Linked DNA regions of Homo sapiens: region 2 is linked to region 1. Evidence: read pairs that join two places in POLR2A ChIA-PET (ENCODE). Cell type or tissue: K562. All regions are shown on one strand. Links, peaks and the distances in the headings refer to the core of each region. The heading gives the core; the rest is flanking DNA. Region 1 overlaps OTOF (otoferlin). Region 2 has its middle 15 kb from the start of KIF3C.

The links. Peaks named below come from ENCODE experiments on the same cell type or tissue, not always from the same donor. Only the 100,000 strongest peaks of a DNase experiment are listed, where the experiment ranks them.
Region 2: POLR2A ChIA-PET joins it to region 1 with 11 read pairs; 3 of 35 experiments call an interaction of 5 or more read pairs at or near these places.

The regions. Positions count from the first base shown.
Region 1 is chr2:26,464,442-26,468,824 of GRCh38, reverse strand. It overlaps OTOF (otoferlin), which reads left to right. Exons shown (of 47, transcript NM_194248.3): 33 at 351-417; 34 at 1,324-1,460; 35 at 1,592-1,726; 36 at 1,974-2,111; 37 at 2,749-2,876; 38 at 2,983-3,153; 39 at 3,796-3,956. Among named protein-coding and RNA genes, the nearest start is that of DRC1, 65 kb to the right of the region's middle. In K562, for the core only: no CTCF peak of the experiment used is centred there; a DNase peak (open chromatin) is centred at 1,814.
Region 2 is chr2:25,995,555-25,999,937 of GRCh38, reverse strand. No RefSeq gene overlaps it. Among named protein-coding and RNA genes, the nearest start is that of KIF3C, 15 kb to the right of the region's middle. In K562, for the core only: a CTCF peak has its summit at 1,890 (motif pointing left); a DNase peak (open chromatin) is centred at 1,977.

The sequences.
Region 1 (4,383 bases), core at 183-4,182:
ACATGCAGTGTTTGGTTTTCTGTCCTTGTGACAGTTTCTTCAGAATGATGGTTTCTGGCTTCATCCATGTCCCTGCAAAGGACATGAACTCATCCTTTTTTATGGCTGCATAGTATTCCATGGTGTATATGTGCCACAGATGCATAAACCCCTAAGTACCACTAGTCACACTGTACACATTATAAACTTTTTTTAACCCACTTAAGCAGAGCACATGGTGGACTTGAAATGCAGTAGGGAAGATTTTCTACTTCTAGTGCATTAAGACTGGTCTGGGCCCACAATTTGGGGTCAACAGACTCCTCCCCAGGAAACCCACCTTCTGTCCTTTTCATCTCATCTTTTGGCAGCAACTTCGACAACAAGAGCCCTCTGGAATTGACTTGGAGGAGAAGGAGGAAGTGGACAATACCGAGGGTGAGCCCTGGAACCTGGAACTCTGCCTCCTCCTCCCCGCCCCTGGGTGGTCAGCTCTCCTGCCCACCTCATCACCTGCTTCTCTTTTCCCTCCTGCCAGCCCTCCCAGCCTTAGTAGCCAGGGAAGCAGCATCAGTAATCCATGGGCAGTACTGGGCAGGCTAAGGCCCTTGTCCAGGGAGGCTTTTACTCTGACCAGTTCAGCACCCACAGTGATGGGCAGACATTTAGAGCCACAGAACATCAGAGCTAGAAGGGACCTCAGAGCTCATTCCATCCAGCATTTTCCAGACTCTTTTCCATGAAGAAAATTGATGGATGTTCTAGAAGGAACAAATTAGTTTTGGTCAAATTAGTTTAGGAAAAGCTGATTGAAACAGCTTGTTTTGGTGCAGGACTTTTCATACCCTTTACTGTGCAAATGTTATTATACATCTCTAAAAGGAAGACACAGTATAAAATATTTCCCCAGCTTATTGGATCACAGTACCCTTTCTTCTAAAGCATGCCAGCAGCATCTGCACCAGGTGCTCCACTGAATGAGGTTTGGGAAATGCTAATACAGAGTGTTATTATTATGGACAAGAAGAGGGAAGCTAGTGAGGAAAGTGAGTGGGCAAGGAACTGCGCAGCAACAGGCCTCCACCCCCAAACCCATGCTCCTTCCTGCCCCTCTCTTCCAAAGGGCATGAAGACAGTCTTCAGACACCTTCCCGGGCATAAACCCACTGGGGCCCCCAGCACCTCCATGAGGCGGGCATGCTAGGGAGTATTATCTGCATTTGACAGCACATGGACATCCGAGAGTTAAGTTAGTAAAGCAAATTAGCGACAGAGCTGGGTCTCGAATCCAGGCCTTCCTGCTCTGCTCATTTCTGCTCCACCTCCTTTTCTGCTTCTGGCCAGGCCTGAAGGGGTCAATGAAGGGCAAGGAGAAGGCAAGGGCTGCCAAAGAGGAGAAGAAGAAGAAAACTCAGAGCTCTGGCTCTGGCCAGGGGTCCGAGGCCCCCGAGAAGAAGAAACCCAAGATTGATGAGCTTAAGGTGAGAGCCTAGGAGCAGACCCTTCTAGGGTGTGTGGGGGCGGGAAGAGGGGGGCGCAGTGATCCTGCAGGTGGGGCAGGACAAAAGCCAGAGACCAGGCAGCCGCCCCCTAACAGCCTGGTCTGTCTCAGGTATACCCCAAAGAGCTGGAGTCCGAGTTTGATAACTTTGAGGACTGGCTGCACACTTTCAACTTGCTTCGGGGCAAGACCGGGGATGATGAGGATGGCTCCACCGAGGAGGAGCGCATTGTGGGACGCTTCAAGGTCAGGCCAGGAGCACGGGCCCAGCCTGAGCACCCGCCAGCCCTTGCCCCCCCCACAGGTTCCCCCACTCACCTCCCACCACTGCCCCGGCCACTGCCTCCAGAAGCCCTGGACTCTCCCATGACTCAGCAGTTAAAGGGTGAAGGCCCTGCCACATCAGGGTCCAGCCCTCCTGGTGCTGTTAGCTATTTTGAATGCCACCCTTGCCAGGCAAACCTACACCCTGACCCACATTTGTCTTGCCCAGGGCTCCCTCTGCGTGTACAAAGTGCCACTCCCAGAGGACGTGTCCCGGGAAGCCGGCTACGACTCCACCTACGGCATGTTCCAGGGCATCCCGAGCAATGACCCCATCAATGTGCTGGTCCGAGTCTATGTGGTCCGGGTGAGACTCCCGTCGCTTTCCCTCCTTGCAAGTCTCCTCATCCTCCCATCTGGGAGAGAGCAAAGAAGCTGCATACTGGCCAGGTGCAATGGTTTACGCCTGTAATCCCAGCACTTTGGGAGGCCAAGGCAGGAGGATCACCTGAGGTCAGGAGTTCGAGACCAGCCTGGCCAACATGGTTAAACCCCGTCTCTACTAAAAATACAAAAATTAGCCAGGCACAGTGCCACGCACCTGTAATCCCAGCTACTGAGGAGGCTGAGGCAGGAAAATCGCTTGAACCTGGGAGGTGGAGCTTGCAGTGAGCTGAGATCACGTCATTGCACTCCAGCCTGGGAGACAGAGCGAGACTCTGTCTCAAAGGAAAAAAAAAAGAAGAAGAAGCTGCATACTGACAGCCCCAGACTGGGAGGCACCAGGGAGATCATTTGGTCTAGTCTTTATCTTTTCTAGAGGAAGAAGTCAACGCCCAGAGAGGGGTAGCCACTTGCCTAGGGTCACACAGCAAGCCTCCTGAGGGGTCCAGTGCTCCTGCCCCTGCCCTTCACTGTCATAGGACCCTCAGGCAGCCTGGCAGGGGCACTGAAGATGAGCAGGGCATGGGAGCCTGCTCAGGCAGCCCTTCTCCCCATTCCAGGCCACGGACCTGCACCCTGCTGACATCAACGGCAAAGCTGACCCCTACATCGCCATCCGGCTAGGCAAGACTGACATCCGCGACAAGGAGAACTACATCTCCAAGCAGCTCAACCCTGTCTTTGGGAAGTAAGGCTTCTTGGTGCCCTCCCCTGCCACACCCCTACTTCTCCAACCCAGAACACCTCCCACCCTAGCCAATCCTTAAGCCCTTCTCCTAACTCCACCCCACCAGGTCCTTTGACATCGAGGCCTCCTTCCCCATGGAATCCATGCTGACGGTGGCTGTGTATGACTGGGACCTGGTGGGCACTGATGACCTCATTGGGGAAACCAAGATCGACCTGGAGAACCGCTTCTACAGCAAGCACCGCGCCACCTGCGGCATCGCCCAGACCTACTCCACGTATGTGGGGCATGGGGCAGAGGGCGGGGGCAGTGTGCCTGCTTTGCCTCCACTCTAAAATGAGATTCAGATCCTGGTGATTTGAGAGGTTAGACATTGTGGTTTCTGTCCCAGGCCAGGCCTCTGCCCCTACAGTCCCTGGGCACAGTCTTCAGGGGACAGGACTGCAGATCCCAAAACAAGGAGAGGGACAGTGGATTCCAGGACAGAGGAGGCAGGACGAGGAGAGACAAGTGGGCTAGGGAAGGTGGGGGCTAGCAAGAGGAGGACAGAAAGAGTCCCCTGGGGATCTGGGCCAGCTCTGCCACTTATAGGCTGTGTGACCCTGGCCAAGTCCCTTCACCTCTCTGGTTTTCAGTTTCCTCATGGGAGTCTCTGAGGTTCCAGAGGAGTGGGCACAGTGAGGGGATGCAGTGGGGCTAGGCTGGGGACACTGATATGTGGTCCAAGGCCCAGGGCAGGAAGGTTCAGCCTCCAGCAGCCCTAGTGTCTCAGGTGAGCCTGGGGCCCAGGGCAGGAGGAATCAGGCTCACTTGCTGATGAGGGCAACAGCCAACTTTAGAGAACTGGCCACGACCAGCTGTCATCCAGGATGGCTTAGTCCCACCCAGCCCCTCCAAGCCTGTGTGTCCCCTCCCACAGACATGGCTACAATATCTGGCGGGACCCCATGAAGCCCAGCCAGATCCTGACCCGCCTCTGCAAAGACGGCAAAGTGGACGGCCCCCACTTTGGGCCCCCTGGGAGAGTGAAGGTGGCCAACCGCGTCTTCACTGGGCCCTCTGAGATTGAGGACGAGAACGGTAATGGGGCACTGGATGCAGCCGCCTGCCCCCTCTCCAGGGGGTTTCAGAGGCCAGGAGGGGCCCACACTTCCCTGGGGAACCTCACAGCCTAGCCTGGGGTGTCCTCAGCCTAAACCTGGTCTTAGTGACCCTCTGCTCATCACCCCAGAGCCCCGTTCCTGTCTGCCCAGCCTCTGTGCTTCCACCCCTCCTACAGGGCAGCCCCACCTGCTTTCTCTCTGTCCAAATCCCAGTGAGGTAGAGAGGCTATCTGCATCCCATTCTGCAGATAAACAAACCAAGATCCTACTTCTAGTGACTCGCCCAAGGTCATGTGGCTCTTTAGAGGCAGAGCGAGGGCATCGGCCCAGGTCCATCTGGCTCTAATCCTTAAACTCTCCTTACTTCTCTGTCCATGAGGCACTTCCCAGAGAAGCAGAGAATT
Region 2 (4,383 bases), core at 114-4,113, 470 kb after region 1:
TGCCTAGGGACTCCATAAAATTCATGGCTCAATCTCACAGCTACTGAGGGTTATTGGTATCCAGGGTTAGCGCTAGGCAAGGAAATCCATGGGTGTTCCCTGACCTGGAGTTGCTCACAGTTGGAGAAACAATACCACACATGAGGATAACAGCAAAGAAGGTGGTACGAGGGCCCTGGATGAAAGATGCTATGAGCTCTCAGAAATGCAGAGATTGGGGCTGGGCATGGGGCTCACGCCTGTAATCCCGGCACTTTGGGAGGTGGAGGCAGGAGGATCACTTGAGCCCAGGAGCTTGCGATTGCAGTGAGCTATGATTGCATCACTGCATTCCAGCCTGGGTGACAAGATCGTCCAAAGTCAAAAAAGAAAGAAAGAAAAAGAAACAGAGTGCTGGGCGTGATGGCTCACACCTGTAATCCCAGCACTTTGGGAGGCAGAGGCAGGAGGATCACCTGAGGTTGGGAGTTTGAGAGCAGCCTGACCAACATGGAGAAACCCTGTTTCTATTAAAAATACGAAATTAGCTGGGTGTTGTGGCACATGCCCGTAATCCCAACTTGGGAGGCTGAGGCAGGAGAATCGCAGGAGGGAGATGTTGCGGTGAGCCGAGATCGCGCCATTGCACTCCAGCCTGGGCAATGAGAGCAAAACTCCGTCTCAGAAAAGGAAAGAAAGAAAGAAAGAAAAAGAGAGAGAGAGAGAGAAAGAAAGCAGGAAGGAAGGAAGGAAGGAAGGAAGGAAGGAAGGAAAGAAAGAAAGAAAGAAAGAGAAAGAAAGAAGAAAGGAAAGAGGGAAGGAAGGAAGGAAGAGAGAAAGAAAAGAAAAAAGAAAAGAGAGAGAGAAAAAGAAAGAGAGACAGAGAAAAAAAAGAAAGAAAGAGAAACAGAAAGAAAAAGAAAGAGGCCGGGCGCGGTGGCTCACGCCTGTAATCCTACCACTTTCGGAGGCCAAGGCGGGTGGATCTCCTGAGGCCAGGAGTTTGAGACCAGCCTGGCCAACATGGCAAAACCCTGTTTCTACTAAAAACACAAAAATTAGCCAGGCATGGTGGCATGTGTCTGTAGTCCCAGCTACATGGGAGGCTGAGGCCAGAGAATCACTTTAACCCAGGAGGCGGAGGTTGCAGGGGGCTAAGAACACGAAACTGCACTCCAATCTGGGTGACAGAGTGAGACTCCATCTCAAAAAAAAAAAAAAAAAAAAAAAAAAGGAGGCTGGGCGCAGTGGCTCACACCTGTAATCCCAGCACTTTGGGAGGCTGAGGTGGGCGGATCACAAGGTCAGGAGATCGAGACCATCCTGGCTAACACGGTGAAACCCTGTCTCTACTAAAAACACAAAAAATTAGCTGGGCGTGGTGGCGGGCGCCTGTAGTCCCGGCTACTGGGGAGGCTGAGGCAGGAGAATGGTGTGAGCTTGCAGTGAGCTGGGAGTTGGAGGTTGCAGTGAGCCAAGATCATGCCACTGCACTCCAGCCTGGGCGACAGAGCGAGACTCTGTCTCAAAAAAAAAAAAAAAAAAAGAGAGAGAGAAAGGAAGAAAGAAAAATAAGGGAGGGAAGGAAGGAAGGAAGGGAGGGAGGGAGGGGGAAAGAGGAAAGAAAGAGAGAGAGAAAGAAAAGCAAGGCAAAGAAAGAGAAAGAAAGGAAGAAAAAAAGAAAAAGAAAGAAAGGAAGGAAAGAAGGAGAGGAAGGAAGGAAGAGAGAAAGAAAGAAAGAAGGAAGGAAGAAAGAGAAAGAGAAAGAAAGAAAGAAAGAAAGAAAAGAAAGAAAGAAAGAAAGAAAGAAAGAAAAAGAAAAAGAAAGAAAGAAAAGAAAGAAAAAGAAAGAAAAGAAAGAAAGAGACAAATAGAGCTCTCTGGGACTCAGAGGCCCTGAGGAAGCTTCCTGGCTGAGGATACCACCCCCAAGTGGTCTCCAAGTCAGCCTGAAACATTCTTGCTGTTTGTGAATCACACTGGGAAACCGCCCTTGCAACATTTCAGGAGGCAAGAGCCTGGACCTTGGTCTGACTGCTGATTGACGGTGAGTCAGGGACCTTGGTCTGACTGCTGATTGACGGTGAGTCAGGGAAAAGGGCATCGGACAGGCAGCCGGGAGACGCAGGGCTTTGTGCCTTGTTCTGCACATGAGCCAAATGAGGAGGACAGATTCAGGCACTTTTCCTATTAAGGTGAAATGCCTGGGAGACCAGAGTTTGGCCCCAACCTTGTTGTCCTGACTTCCCACTGTAGCAGCCTCCTCTGAAATAGGTGATGATTTCAAGAGGGAATGCCAGGCTGGCACTGGCAGTCCCACTCTGAGATTTAAGAAAGAGCAAAGTTTGGCTGGGCGCGGTGGCTCATGCCTGTAATCCCAGCACTTTGGGAGGCTGAGGCAGGCGGATCACCTGAGGTCAGGAGTTTGAGACCAGCCTGGCCAACATGACAAAACCCCATCTCTACTAAAAATACAGAAATTAGCCAGACGTGGTGGCGCACACCTGTAGTCCCAGCTACTTGGGGAGGCTGAGGCAGGAGAATCACTTGAACCCAGGAGGTGGAGGTTGCAGTGAGCCAAGAATGTGCCACTGCACTCCAGCCTGGGTGACAGAGTGAGACTCTGTCTCAAAAAAAAAAAAAAAAAAAAAAAAAAAGAAAAGAAAAGAAAAGAAAGAAAGGAAAAAAAAAAAAGAAAAAAGAAAACAATATACAAGAATATCTTTGTGACCTTGGGGTACAGGAAGAGTTTTTAAGCAAGATCCAAAAAGTGCCAAGCCAAATAAAAGATTGATAAATGTTTCTACATTAAAATTAAGAAATCCTGGCTATAAAAGGGCACTATGAACAGAATGAAAAGTCAAGCCACAGAGATGATGGTTGGAATGCATATAAGCAACAGAAGGCTGAAATCCAAAATAAGCAGTAAGAAAGGCAGGCAACTGAGTCAAAAAATGAGCAATGACTTGAACAGGAAATTCACAGAAAATATGGAAATGCCAAAAAGCATATGAAAGAGTGCTCAATTTTATTTGTTATCAGGGAAACCTAAATTAAAAGCACGAGATACCAAATATCTAAAACTAAGAATGACATTACTAAGTATTGGTGCTGATGTGAAGCAACTGGACCTCATGCACTGCTGGGAGTGCAAATTGTTATGCCCACTTTGGAAAACAGTTTGACACTATCTGAAGTTGAAAATAATGCATTCTCTGTGACCCAGCTATTCCATTCCTAGGTATATACTTGTTATGGTCTGAATGTTTGTGTCTCCCTAAAATTCATATGTTGAAATCCTAACCCCCAAGGTGACAGTATTAAGAGGTAGGGCCTTTGGAAGGTGATTAGATCATGAAGTCATAGCCCCCGTGAATGGGATTAGCACCCTTACAATAAAAGAGGCTGAAGGAACTTCTTTGCTTGTTCTAGCATATAATGACACAGTAAGAAGGTGCCATCTATGAAAGAAGCAGGACACCAGTCACCAAATCTGCTGGTGCCTTGATTTTGGACTTCTCAGCCTCCAGAACTGTGAGCAATAGATGTTTACTGTTTATAAGTTGCCCAGACTATGGTATTTTGTTACAGCAACCAGAACCAACTAAGACAATACCGAACAGAAATGTGTTCAACTTACACAGGGGACATGGACAAGAATATTCATGGCAGCATAATTTGTAATAATCCCAAAGTGGAAACAACCCAAATGTCCATCAGGAGCCGATCATGGGTAGTATATTCATAAAATAGGATATTATATAGTAATAATGAATGGACTATAGATAAAACAAACACAGATAAATCTCTCAAATAAAAAGAAAAAAAAGAGAAAGAAAAGAAAAAAGTTAGGTACATGGCTGGGCGCTGTGGCTCACACCTGTAATCCCAGCACTTTGGGAGGCCGAGGTGGGTGGATCACTTGAGGCCAGGAGTTCGAGATCAGCCTGGCCAACATGGTAAAACCCTGTCTCTACTAAAAATAAAAAAAAAATAAATAAATAAATAAGGAAGGAAAAATAAAAAGAAAAAAGCCGGGTACAAAAGAATACACACTATATAAGTTTACATGAAGTTCAAAAGCAGGCAAACCAAAACCATAATCTTTAGTTGATAAAAGAACAAAGAAAAGGTAAGAATTACCAGAAAAGCTAGGATAGTGGTTACCTTTAACGAGTAAGGGGGAATTCCTGACAGCAGAAAATCCTGCAGGGGGCTTCTAGGATGGTGGCAATATCCTATTTTTGGCCTGGATAATGGGCACATGGATATTGTCTTATAATAATTCTGAGCCAGGCATGGTGGCTCACACCTGTAATCCCAGCACTTTGGGAGGCCGAGGTGGGAGGATCACGAAGTCAGGAGTTCGATACCAGCCTGACCAACACGGTGAAACCTTGTTTC